Regions from separate parts of the Homo sapiens genome. Here region 2 is linked to region 1. A link is a contact called in ENCODE Hi-C data. All regions are on one chromosome and are shown on one strand. The core of a region is the stretch at or near the end of the contact, and the rest is flanking DNA. Distances in the headings are between cores, read along the strand shown. Region 1 overlaps CDK6 (cyclin dependent kinase 6). Region 2 holds the start of SAMD9L (sterile alpha motif domain containing 9 like).

Region 1 (7,049 bases), core at 3,248-5,747:
TTACTGAGATTACAAATGATATCTATGCATTTTTGAGTTGTTTTTTTAAAAAGGCATATAATCTGAAACTTAGTCCCCTTGGTAATTTGACCTGAGAAAATTTATCTCACTGATAGACTTAAATACTTGGTGAGGTTTTTGGTTTTTTTTGTTTTGTTTTGTTTTGTTTTGTTTTTTTTTGCAAAACTGCATACAGGAAGTGATATTGCCAATTCAGAATTAATTAATCCTTATTGAAAAATGTGGCATTCATCCTTTAGAAAATTCTTTTCTTGATAAAGTTGTAAGAGCTGTAACATGTAAGCAATATTTAGTGACCCCAGAGGAAAGACTGTTAGACTTAAATGTGACTTGGACCTCACCACATGGTGGCAAATGGTTCCTTCCTTTCTACTTCACTGTGTGAAATACTTTACATGATTATCTGTATAATATTGGCCAGGAATAAGAGAGGTGTGTGTGTGTGTGTGTGTGTGTGTGTGTGTGTGTGTGTTTAGTTACCACTTAATTGTAACTCTGCTATAAGCTGGGCATTCTAGTAGATGAGATATATTCATAATCTCACTTAGTTGATCCTATGAGGTAAGTATCATTCTTTCCATTTTACAAATGAAGCAACTAAGTCAAAGAAATTAAGAGACTTTCCTAAGATCATATAGGAAGAAACAGCTAAATAGAGATTCACTCCCAGGACAGTCCATCGCCAAACAGACCCTTTCCCCAGTCAAAAAAAAATCTTGAAAAATCAGCATGTTAACTAAAAAGAAATAAAAGGAGAGGGGAATATTATGCCCTTAATTAAGCCATGTAACATCTCCAGTACTCAGTTTCCTCATCTGAAAATAGGGATAATTGTACTACTACATTTCTCCTGGAATTTTTGTGAGAATCAAATGAGATTATGTTTGGGGCACTTGGCACTAGGCCAGATACAACATTCATGCTCAATAAATTATAATTGTTAAGATTCCATTTTTTGCCTTTTTTTGGAAGTTTTAGAAAAAAACTTGGACTTCTCACCTTGTCATCTTTTAAGACCTGTCAAGATGTCTTTCAGAGCGCAACTTCGTGATTCTTTATGAATTTGGCTGCATTAGTGATATGCAGGTGGCTTATATTAGTTTTATAGGACTGCTGCAACAAAATACCAGACTGGATTGCTTAACCAACAAAAGCTTATTTTCTCACAGTTCTGGAGGCTGGAAGTCCAAGATGAAGGTGTCAGCAGGTTTGGTTTCTTCTGAGGGCTCTCTTTTAGGCTTACCTTCTCATGGTTCTCACATGTTTATTTCTCTGTGTGCATGTGCACCCCTGATGTCTCTTTGTGTCCAAATGGCTTCTTCTTACAAGGAAAACAGTCAGATTTGATTAGGGCCCACCCTATCTTATTTTAATTACTTGTTTAAAGGCTCTATCTCCAAATACAGTTAAATTCGGAGATCTTGGGAGTTGGGCTTCAACATGAATTTGGGGGAAAAAAATTCAGCCCATCACCTTGCAATAAGTAAATTCTTTTCCACTGCATTTGGAAATCATTATTTTCAGGAATAGTAACATTCATAGAAAGTATGGTTGAGAAACGTTAAGGTGTGTTCTAACCACTGAAATGCTATGACTGCAGGATTCTCCATATATGGCCATATATAGTGAGTTCATTTATTGTGCACAGAAAATATTTAAGAGGTCAAGTTTAAGGCTGTATAATTTGATATATAATATAAAAAGAGATATGATACCTGATAATAGACTACAACTATTTTAGTACATTAATGTTGAAAATTACCTGTTTATGGCATTTGTTGAGGAAGGAATCAGGGAACGTTTACTTGTGTACCATAGGTGTATGCAAAATGAAATAAAATGTTTAGTAACTGCATCTGTCAGAGTAAAGCTCTATGGCAGGGATTTATAGGGAAACCTAGAGAAGTCTCCTCCCTCAAGGGGCTACTTGATCTTCTTGGAGAAATGCCAGAAATGTCACAAAATGACCTTTTTTAATTGCCAGTTAAATGCTCAATGTAGACAAGGAAGGCTGTGTGTTTGAAGCAGACACAATTGCCTCTAAAGCCCAGAGTTAAGATTTAGAACTTGTAATGGTTAGCTGCCATAATATTGGGAGGAAGAAAAGTGGTATAATTAGAAAAATAGACCCAGAGGTGGTTCACTGCAGCATTGAGGACAAATGAAAGGAGAGAGACCCATGAGGAAGTACTCTGATAGCAGAGTAGTATGGAAAAAGTGCTCTGAGAAATATCAAAGAATCTCACCTATTTATGGTTCGAGACTAGGATGGTGGTATGTTCCACCTTATCACGAAGTTAAGCAGATCTTTGAAACCTGGAACTGAATTTGACGGTAGCACTGTTGTAAGAATGACTGCAAACAGAATGCCCGTGATTGTAAAACATGGAATTCATCTACCACCAGGTATTCATGAGAGATCCTAACCCATACATGAAATGCAGGGAAAACCTTCACTTACCAAAGGAAAAATGTCTCAATTTTTTTTACTTCTTCCCAACCCATAAAGAATATTTTGCTTCCTGTGAAACAATGATAATGGCAAATATGATTGAAATGTAATCTGAGAACATTTCTTATTTAAAATGTATCTTTATTCTTTTAGGCCTCTTTTTCGTGGAAGTTCAGATGTTGATCAACTAGGAAAAATCTTGGAGTAAGTAATAATTATAATTTTACACCAGTGTCCATAGCATTAAAACATTTACAGTGACTTTCCTCTGACATGCATATCATGTGTTTATCTCTTGTCTTTCTTACTTCAAGCAGCTGCTGCAGACAGTGTTACTATTTGTGTGGTGAGTGGAGACATGGTAGAAGTGCCGTTTTATGCAGAGCCCTAACTGCTCTGCTCTGGAAGCTTGTATGTTGCTTGTGTGGATCTTTTTGCTGCTCCTCTTTCTTCGTGTGGCTGAGCTCCAGTTCTTTTAGTTCAAATACATTTTCTGCTTGTGGTCATTTCAAAAGCACCCACCATCAGAGATGGGATGCCTGGTGACCAAGTACCCATCCTTGTCCAGTGAGCTTCCTGTCCCCACTGAGTATCCTTGGTCACCCAGGTTGGTTCTGCGTTGTTTTGTTTTGTTTTCCTGGGCGAAGGATGGTATGCTACACATCTCATTTTTCTTTGGAGCACCAAAATAGAAAATGAGAACCCTAAGTCTTTGGCAAAATAACTCTGCAACTTTGAGAAAGTCATTTAAAACACCTCGTGAAGGGCTTACACAGTGCCTGGCACATAGTAAGCACTTTAAAAAGTTATCTATTACTGTTACTATTAGAGTTCATCATTAATTATTTAACCTTTTATTTCCTTAACTTCATCTGAGAAATGAAACTCTGACTTAAATTCTCTATAAGATCCTTTCTTGTGCTCAAATTCTTTGGTTTCAGTTACATCGCTCCTTGATGATTTACATAGTTTCATTCATGTCTGCATGTTCATGCATGTATGCATTCATGTTTCTAGAATGTAACTGGGGCACTTCTTCTGACAAAGCATGCAGTGTGGCATCCTTTTTTGGTTTTTTGTGTTTGAAAGGCCCATCCAAATTGGAGTGGAGTAGGAAAAAAGTGGGAGTTCTAGACCAAAAATAGCCCTGATCTTTGGTCTGTGACATTTTATAGGAATCCCAGTGATTTTTATGAAATTCGAAGTCTGTAAGACTGAAAAAAAAAAAAAAACCACCCCTAAAGAACAGATTTTCATATCAGCACTGTCTACTCAAGCGTGACTGCTTAAAACAGTTAATAAAACTGGAACCTGATTTTGTTCTTTTAGTGACTAGAAGCAGCTAGACTTCTGTTAATGCCAGTGCTACTGCTGAGTCAGAACATAGTAGCTTTAAGGCCTGAATAACATTTGCTAGTTTTTTATGCCTGGGGGCTTCCTGGGTCCAGGGCAGGTGATGCTACTGCTCCTACTACTGACCACTCTGTACAGTGGATAAATTCAACACAAAGCCTTCATGTTACCCCTGCTTCTGAATGGCAAGTTATTTAATCACTCGATGAACTCCCATCTATTTTTCCCCATGACTGTTGAATATATTTTGTGTGCATGTGATCATAAAGAGGAAACTAGGGAAAGCAGACATACTGATGACCTTCTGTTAAAAGGAAAGAGAATCTTGACTAAAGTCAGCTTGCCAGGACTTGAAAGCCATCACCTTCTTTCCCTTATTTATACTACCTGACAGTTGTGTCTACCTCCAGCACTGATGTCTGCAATCTTGTTAACATTGTTAGTGCCCCCTTAGTACATGAGGCCAGTGAAATGGACCAGAAGGAACATTTGACCGGCATGTTTGACCTGCTTCCAAAGAAAAGCCAGTTCTGCTTTTGGCAAAGTCCTGACAATCGTAGGTTGCCAACAGCAAAGAAGCTGTAGAGTTCTATGGTTTGTGCCTTTAGATTTTACTTTGTGGTTTCTGGCATTGTGTCATCAAAATTATGTTCTGTTTCCTCTGAATGCATTACCTTGCCAGAGAAAAGGGACAATGCTGCACCCTAGCGTCACTGCTGAAGTACTTGAAAAAATATTTCTGTCTCCTCCATCACTGCCATTTATAGATTTTGTGCCCTGTTGGGCTTGCCAATATAAATGTCAACTTTTAAGGCTTATATTCAGCAGTCCAAATAGTGGAATTAAGTGCAAGCATTTTTAATGGACCTATCAGAATTTCACAACACATATTTGGGCCATAAAAGTTCATTCTGGACATGAAACCAAATTTTTTTTAAGGAAAGCCATATTCACATACTCTTTTTTATTTTTTTCTTTGGAGACAAGGTCTTGCCCTGTTGTCCAGGCTGGAGTACAGTGGTGCGATCTTGGCTCACTGAAGCCTTGGCCTTCCGAGCTCAAGTAATCCTCCTATCTAAGCCTCCCAAGTAGCTGGGACTACAGGCACAGGGCACCACAACCAGCTAATTTTTATATTTTTTATAGAGATGGAGTTTCACCATGTTGCCCAGGCTGGTCTTGAACTCCTGGGGTCAAGTGGTCCACTTGCCTCGGCCTTCCAAACTGCTGGGATTACAGCCACCCCACCTGGTCCATGTTCACATACTCTTAAAGGGAAAAACATTTCTGTGTTTAGGAAGATTTAAGCCTTCAAGTAATAGCAAGTATTAAAAGTGAAACAATAGTTTTAGCCTGTGACATCTTAGAGCATTTTTAAGAATGATGTCATAGCTAAATGGAAATAAAATATTGGAATAGAGAGAACGGAACTCACTCTGGACTCTGTGACTGAGCTTGCTATCTGTGACTTTGGCAGTTCATTTTATTCCTCATTCTCAATTTCCCCATCTATAAAATGAGACTAATAACACCTGACTTACATGTCTTAGGAAATTATTACAGGAATCAGAGGAGGTGATAGACTTAAAGTTTTATATATATAGTTATGTGTTTGTTTAAAATTTTATATAAAATTATATAAAGTTATTTGTATATGTACACACATACAAACAGAGATGTGCTGTTCCTCTGAAGGCTTTTGGCATTCAGTTGATCATATACTTGCAAGATGTAATTAGATGTAGATACATTCAAAGCCACAAATAAAAAAGATTTTAAATATTTCTAGGAGTTATTAATATAATCAATTTCTAGCTGACTGGTGAATATACACAAAAATATTGATACACATAGACCTGACAACTAAAAAGGAATGAAAGGAAATTTTTAAAGCTCTCTAACAAGCATTTTTCATTCCCTCCTCTGCCCTGTCCCATTGTATCCAGACACTTACACGTGCATTTCTTTTCATAATTAATAGTGGTATTTTTGGTTTTTTTCTTTTTACTTCTATTGTAGGCTGTACTATTGAACAAATCTATATATTGCTCATTGTCATTTCTATTTATTGCTTCTAGTAAATATGTCCATGAATCTGTCTTTGCCTCAATAATGTAGCTCTCTCAGTATGCCTGATAGAGGCCGAATTACAGTGTCTTCCCCAGACACCCAGGCAGAGAAGCCATGATGACAGGGTTATCTTCCCAGCTGAAGTCTATGGCCTGGGCTCCGTGTAGGTGAGGGAAGGGGAAATGAAGTGCTACAGATCTTGAGACCTGTACCACATCTTCCTGAAATCTGGAAGTACATTCATAAGAACACCTCTTCCTGGGCCTTAGTCCCAACAAGTAGAGGCCAAGCAGAAGACCCTAATGTGGGCCAGCACAATTTCTAACTGTAGTTAAAATTATTTGTTCCAGTATTTGAATAGCTATGTACCCCGTCCACTAAACTATGATTTTATTTTTGGTTCAGAGTTATACAGTCTGTGTGAGAAAGAAGTCCCTGCATCCTCTGATTTTCTCTGTTCAAACCTACTTACGACCTATATGTAAACTATAAATAATATCTATACAATGTATAAGTTATGTAAGTCCATTGACCCATTAATTTTTTAAAGAATCTTAAGTTATACATAGATACAAGCAGTTCATATTTTAAGTGTGGTAGTGATGTATTTCCTATGCATCTTGTATTAATAACATTTTCTAATTATAATAATAGTAGGCAGTGTATTGATTGATAATTGACTGTGTGTGATGTATATCAGGTGCTGTGCTTTGTACTTTAAATTATAAATTTATATATTACTATAAATTCAAATAAAGTATAACTGATCCTCATTACAACTGTAAGTTATTATCATTGTATACATAAAGACACTAAGGGTCATAGATGTTAAGTAATTTGTCCTTACCTGCCAGTAAGTGGCAGGTGCAGGATTTGAACCCAAATCTGCCTATTTCCGAAGCCTGTGCTTATCACTTGCTGTTCTTTCCACATTTCTGATCCCAGAATGGTTTTCAGGGGAAATATAAATAATAGTCTTTTAATTTACTGTTTGCTCACTTTGGAATACCACAGACTTCCTTTTATAAAATCATGTTTGTATAATGCAGGACTAGCACGTTTTAGCCTCATTTTTCCTTCTGATTCTAATGTATATATTTAATATGTAGGGAATTGCTCTTTAACCAAAAATGCAACCAAATTGATATGTTAA
Region 2 (7,049 bases), core at 2,323-4,822, 530 kb before region 1:
TGATTTCCAAAAGATAGTACTCTTCGCAGCTGAGTTAACAAATCCCTTCCCAACAAGGGGTGGGGCATTCAGGAGAAAAGCAAGGTCCCTGAAGAGCAGCTTAAAGGATAGGTAAAATGGCATCTATGGGCTTGTCATCTATCCCCATGGCCATACAGTTCTGGGGTGACAGAGACCCATTATAATGGGTCAAAACAGAATAAGCAACCCAGAAGGAAGTTAATGTTCTTACCTGCCACGTCAAGGGTTACCCAAGGCTTCTCCAGAGATAATAACTAGTTGTCTGATGGGAGCTGTGCTGGAAAGTCTCAGACCCCGTCACTCTTGGGTTTGCCTGGCTATTTCAGCCATCATTGCTTCAGGTGCCAATGGCTCCCTTCAGAGCACTGGGCAATCCCTCTTCCAAAGGCCAGTTTTCTTACAGTGTGCACACTGATTAATGCCCAAGGCAAGGTGACTCTGACTTCCCACCTTTCAGCTTCCCTTGTTCAGGCCAAGAACCAGGAGGGCAACCCCATGTGGGAGGTAAGCTTAAGTCTGCAGCCAAGAGCTGCACCTTGTGGGAGGTCCTTCTTACTCCTTCTGCTTCCTCTGCTTTGTCCCTGTTATTGAAAACTAAAAATACCATATCCAAAAGCTGTTCCATATGGGAGTTTGGGGACCCATAGCTGCTTTTTCTAGTTTCCTATGGATATCAAGGGCAGACTGGGTTATAAAATGTACTCTCAAAAGGGTTTGTCCTTCCCTTGAAGCAGGATCAGTGTTAGTATATTTCCTAATTGCCTCAACTAAATGCCCTTGAAACAAAGCTGGATTCTCATCTTTGTCCTGAGAAACTTCCTTAATTTTTCATAGTTAACAGGCTTTTTCATACATTTCTTCATCCCTTCCAACAAACAAGTGACCATATGATCGCTCCTCCCCAAGTTGTCACTGCCCCTTTGATAGTTCCACTCTGGATCTTGATCTGGAACTGCTCTACCTCCTGCCTGATATGTATTATGGTTTGGGTTGTTAGCCAATGCCTCATCTGCATGAGCCCTAGCTGTCCCCAAAATGCATTGTTTCTCTTCCACTGTACAACACAGAGACAACAAAACATGGAGATCCTGCCAAGTTAACTATAGGTCAGAATTAATTTCTCAAATTAATCTATGAATCTTCCTGGGTCTTCAGAGAAATCACCAAACTTCTCTTTACATAGAGTCAAATCAGACAAAAAAAAAAAAAGGGAACATGTACTCTCACAGTGCCTTCTTCCCCATTTGCCACCTCTCTAAGTGGACAAAGGTTTCCCTTTGGAGGTTGATAGGAGGCTCCACTAGGGGTAGTACTCACCAGGCTAAGTTCCTCAGGGAGTGGTGGGTATAGAGTGGGGCTAGATGGGTAAGGAGGATGGGACAAAGGGTTCTCCAAGGGGATAGAGGGAGAAAGGACAGACACATCTGAACCTTCAGAGCTGACAGAAGGAGGTTCTGCTCCACCCAAAACTGCCTGCTGAACCAAGGTTGCTTGCATTAAAGGATCATCTAGTATGTCTAGCTTTTTTTCCTCTTTTCCTCTCATCAAACATGATTCACATTATCCAAATAACATAAGTGAGCTGAGTCATGAATCTTAGATAAACCACAACATGGACTTTGACAAAAATGTTGAATAAGGCAAGGGAAATGAAGAGGATTTAGATGGGAATGACCAGAGCAAGCAGGTTCTGGGCAATAGAGACAGTGTGGATTGAACAAGCAAAGCCGGTTTGCCTGAATGCAAGAAAGGAAAGAAGTGTTTTTAGTGTGCAAAGTGAAACAAAACATCAGAGTCCCCTGATTTCCATCCTAGTGCTTCTCGATCACACCTAGTCGGCATAGCAGCAACAAAACATAATCTAATTTTATTGCTCATAGCTGTTGAATACCAAATCTCAATCAGCAATTTTAAAGACGGAGCCGTCAATGCTTTTTGTTCCCAATGTTTCAAGAGCAGACACATGGAAATCAGGAGGCACATAGGAAAAGAGTAAGTTAAAATCCCTAAGACCATTTAGATAAAGTCTCCCGAAAATGACAGTGAAACACAGACAGCAACCAAGAAATTGATTTATGCAGCAAGGAGGACAAGGCAGATTAATACAAAGTGCATAGCCTGCAGTGCCAAACCCTTTTTTAGCAGAGAGGGACTTTACTGAGAGGGCCCTCTAACCCCCTAAATCTTAGAAGGAACTCTAAACCTTTTAAGTTGGTCCTCTAATCCGAGGTCAGTCAAGCATCTTTGCCTTTTATTAACAGGGGTCTCTAATTCACCCTGTCTTCGGAGAGACTCTAATTCCCCTAAGTTGGGCCTCTAACCCAATCCCATTCTTTACCCGGGTACCCCACCACTTACCCAAAGTCATCCAATCAGTGCTATAGTCCATTTCCTTTGGGTTGGTGGGGAGGTTCTTCAGTATCGGTCCCTCATGGTTGCCAGAAATGTTACAGGACCAGGGTTCCAATCCAGACCCCTAGAGAGGGTTCTTGGAGCTCATGCAAGAAAGAATTCAGGGCGAGTCCACAGTGCAAAGTAAAAGCAAGTTTATTAAGAAAGTACAGTGGTAAAAGGACAGCTACTCCACAGACAGAGTAGGACGTTCCCGAAAGTAAGAGGAGGAACACATCCACCCTAGGTACAATGCTTGTATATATGGAGAGATGTGTTTTGCTACAAGGGTTTCTGATAAAGAATTAATTTTCTTAATTAGTGTATTTTGCAAGAATCAATATTATTTTCTTTAAAGCAAAATTAAGAATGCCTCTGTTCTCCAGATATTGGGATATCTGGACACTCCCAAGTCACGGTCTGCTTAGTAAATATTATTAATTTGCTCCCTTAATCATAAACATCTAGAGGCTAGGAATGCCTACCTTTCTGAGAAGGCAGCCCAGCAAGTCTCAGCCTCATTTTCGTAGCCCTCATTCAAAATGGAGTCACTCTGGTTCGAATGTCTCTGACATTATCAGGGTTGGTTTCTTCTGATGTCTCTCTCCTTGGCTTGTAGATGGCCATCTTTTCTTTGTGTCTTCACATGGTCTTCCCTCTGTATGTGTCTGTGTCCCAATCTCGTCTTCTTACAAGGACACAGTCAGATTCAATTACAGACACTCTAATGACCTCATTTTAACTTAATTATCTCCTGAAAGACCTTATCTCCAAATACAGTTACATTTGGAGGGAGTGAGGATTAGGACTTTAACATATGAATGTTTGGGGGACACAATTCAACCAGTAACAGGAACTTAGATTGCACTGACATATTAATTTTCTCCCTGGTATTTCCATTCTCTTTGTCCTGTAGGTAGTTTTTTGGGTCACTGGGTTTTTTTGTTTGTTTGTTTGTTGTTTCCTTATTCCTTAACTCTTATAACTTAAAAATCTGCCTGGTAAACAGTTTCTAAGCAGTGATTCAAATTTATTGATATTTTTGGTAATGTTATTGATTAAAAAACATTTCAGATCCTTCTAAACTCAAGAAAAAAGAATGTTCTAAAGCAAAACTGAAACTGTCTATACTTCAACTTCCTCCTGCTTCTCAACTGGCACTCTGACACACCCTCAGAAAGTCAGAGTACTGGGAGAACAGAAGACTTCACAATTTAATGCCTCAGTTTTTAAAAAAGGATCCTTACACTTCATGTCTCCTAGCCATCAGAAGAGGAATGAGACAGCAAAAGTTCAAATGGCCTGTTTCAAGTTTCTGATATAAAACGATGACATTTTCAGGAAAATCCTGGTAAGTAAACTGAATCATTAAACCTTTATTTGTTATGCTTTTGAGGCGACAGCTATTTTTTAAAACTTCAGCTGTACTTTTTATATAAATATATGTTTGTACATAAACGATTACTTATAAAAATACTAGAGTAATTAGAAAAATCAATGGATTAAATACATGTCAGTATATTTAACTGATAATAACTTTGTAAGTGCTCTTCTAAAAAGAAACATACCATTAAGTGTAATTAGGATAGTGGGAGGGTTTCTGATTGTGGCAGGCAGGCTTTGGAAAAGAGGATAGAGAAACGATGCAAACAGGGTCAGGAATTTAAGCACTGAAGATTCTAAAGGAACGTGTGATCTTGTGTAATTACACAAAATTCTGTCTTCATAACGTAAGATGTTATTAAAACTTTTACATTTTATCAAAGTTAATACTCTGCAGAGGCTAAATATTATTCTATTAAAGTATTTCATTCACATACATCTTATCCAGCAATCTGGTTGAAAACTAAGAAAAAAAATGCAAAGTGTTCTTCAGGAAAACGAAACTAACTTGCTTGTGTGGCTTCTGTCTGCCAGACTATGCAAGGAGGGTGTGGGTAGCTCTCCTGGGCTACAGCCAGATTCTGAAGTGTGTTTCCCCTACATCAGTTCTAAGAATCCTGCAGAGCAGAACACCTCCCTAGGGCATGGATATCAGCGGTGTTGCTGAGGGTCTCTCAAAGATGGGGTGGGCTTGTCCCTGAGAGTTTGCTGACTTGGAAATTCTTGCTGAGCATCAAAGAGAGAAAACTGAAGTGTTGAGGATGCCAACCTGCAACTCCTTTGTCAATAACCAACGTTGCTAAAGATAATATTTGTCTTCACAATTGTTTCAAAACAGGACACTGAGGGCCCCTAGAAAGCCAAGACTTAAGTCAAGGCAATCACAAAATTTGTCCACACTAATCATGGTCATTTTGATTGTTACTTAGTTCCAACAGCATACATCCAGATGCTCTTAAAATTGTACTGGCTAAAACGAAAGAAAAAATCTGGAGTCTGTTTTTTCCATCTTTAGCATTTCCAGAGAGAGACTGGCTGGTTAAATTTCTGAAAGAGGACACCAGCTAAAAGAAGGTATTGCATCTCACCCGAGCAGACTGTGTCTGTGGAAAGTGTAAGCCCCTTGCCAGAAGAGCAGCTTCCCAGCAAAGGCAGAGGGTGAAAACAGCAAAGGTCTTAAGACACTGGGGACCTAGAGTCAAAAGGGACCTCCTCCAGGGAAAACGCTGTGTGAGAAATGGCCTCATTCGGTGACTGTGAGTGACACAGCAGAAAGTTGGTAAGGTGTAGTCTGTAACTAGGGTATCTACAAAAACTGCAGGAGAAAATATATTCATTTGTTTTGCTTTCCTTTTGAAAAAAAAACTTCCTTTTCATTATTTGTGACCAGATGATAGAAGCTGGAGTTCATTCTGGCCTAACGGGTAGCACAGTAAAGAGATTTCCCCAGATTTCTACCTGGAGTTCCAGCCAAGCGAAATAATTTCCCTAGGAAAATGAGGAAGTCCTTTGACCCACAGACACTGGTAGCTCAAGGCCTTTCAAATATTCATTACTTTTAACTACTCTAAGAAAATGTGTTACTCATTTAACAGATTTTTGTTAAGAAGCTATTATGTGCTAGGCAATGCCAGATAATGAACAAAATGTAAAGAAATTTGTCCTTATGGAGTGCATAGAATAATGGGTTGGACAGAAAATAAATAGGTTAAAATATATAAAATATTTGCTGCTTGTAAGTCCTAAGTAGATAAAAAATGAAGCCAGAAGAGGGATAGGAAATGTTGGGAGGTGGGATAAAGTTTTCAGTAGGCTGGCCAAACAGTGCCTTGCTGAGAAGGTGACATTTGACAAAAGATCTCAACAAAGTGAAAGAGTGAGCCCTGCTGGTATCCAGGGACATTCCAGGAAGGGAAAACAAGTGTAGTGGCTGGAAACAGGGGCAGGTGCTTCCTTCAGGAAGCAACGAGGAGGTCAGGGGACTGGGCCAGATTTAGAGGGAAAAATAAAAGACCTAATATCAGAGGATTAGCAGGGTACCAGATTGTGTGAGGCCTTGTCAGATGGAAAGCCACAGACAGGGTTGGACACAACATTGATATGATGTTTACATTTTAACAGGGTCATTCCGGCTGCTTTTTTGAGAAGTCCCTGAAGAGATCAATAACAGCAAGAGGGAACCTGGCAAGGAAGCTATTCCTATAATCCAGGAAAGAGATGAGGAAGGCTTGGACCAGGTGGTAGTGGTGTCAGGTAGTCAAATGCTGGGTATATTTTGAAGATACACCCCATAGGATTTGCTCCACATTGAATGTGGAATGCTGGAAGAGAGATAAAGTGTACCTGTCACATACTTTTTGAGTTTTATTTATTTTCTTAGAAGTAAGTACACAAAGAGATGCTACCTAGGAGAAGGGTATTCTTTTCACTATTCTTTCAAATTTTCTGTATGTTCAAACATTTTCATAGTAGAAAGTTGGGGGGAAAATCTGTTTCATAAACATTTCCTCAGCAGCAGTCCAGTCTATTGCATTTTAATTGGTTGTGATATCATTGTTTTATGCAATACGTTCTCAACAAGTATATCCTCCGGCAAACTGAACAAGGACCAAGTCTGTTCTGCCTACAGCTCTGCTTCCTCATAGCTGCTTTCCAGAACGTGACTCTTGCAAATTATCAAGAAAGGGGAACTAATCTAAGGGATCCAGATCAAACAGCCTCATGAAGACTTATTTTATGTTTCTAATATAAAGATAGAAGTTTTCAGAAAAGCCCTGGTAAGTTTCTAATCATTAAAGTCTTGTTTAATCAACTCTCTTTAAAAGCTATCTTTAAAAACTAATTATAAAAAGTAAAACAGAACTTTGAAAATGAACATACTTGCAAGTGTGCATAAGCTATTTCTTATGAAACCATTTTAAAAGGAATGAGAAATATCACTATTTTTATATGAGAATCAATAGATGTAACTTGTGCTGATTGCAGAATTTTTAAACAAGAAACTTTCCAGCAAGCATGGTGACGGTGCAGCATATTTCTAGAGGTGGAAAGCTCTGGGGTGAGGCTAAAAAACCTGGGTAAAACATAGACCAGGAGATCAGGAATCCAAGCATACAAAACCATGTAGAAAATTGTAGCCATGTGCAGCTATGCCATACTCTGTCCTATAAGTTACATTTAATTAAAGAATAAAATCCTCCAAGGTTTAGCCATCATTTTATGTAAGACTTTTATGCACATCTAGCTTGTATAGA

The links. A loop is a pair of places that touch in the nucleus more often than their neighbours do. Pooled maps may share reads with other maps.
Region 2: a pooled map shows a loop between it and region 1 (4-fold over the local background). The contact joins the promoter of SAMD9L here to the enhancer-like site in region 1. A Hi-C loop is called at or near these places in 1 of 168 maps with a recorded cell type or tissue (endothelial cell of umbilical vein), 7 of 37 single-sample maps with no recorded cell type and 10 of 50 pooled maps.

What each region holds. Positions count from the first base shown.
Region 1 is chr7:92,618,664-92,625,712 of GRCh38, reverse strand. It overlaps CDK6 (cyclin dependent kinase 6), which reads left to right. Exons shown (of 8, transcript NM_001145306.2): 6 at 2,627-2,677. Among named protein-coding and RNA genes, the nearest start is that of FAM133B, 32 kb to the right of the region's middle. Within about 2 kb of position 4,497, at least 5 of the 41 ENCODE cell types and tissues checked have a DNase peak (open chromatin) inside an H3K27ac peak, as active enhancers do.
Region 2 is chr7:93,144,908-93,151,956 of GRCh38, reverse strand. It overlaps SAMD9L (sterile alpha motif domain containing 9 like), which reads left to right and starts at 3,572. Exons shown (of 5, transcript NM_152703.5): 1 at 3,572-3,763; 2 at 4,811-5,074; 3 at 5,917-6,572. RefSeq lists an enhancer at 4,273-4,372.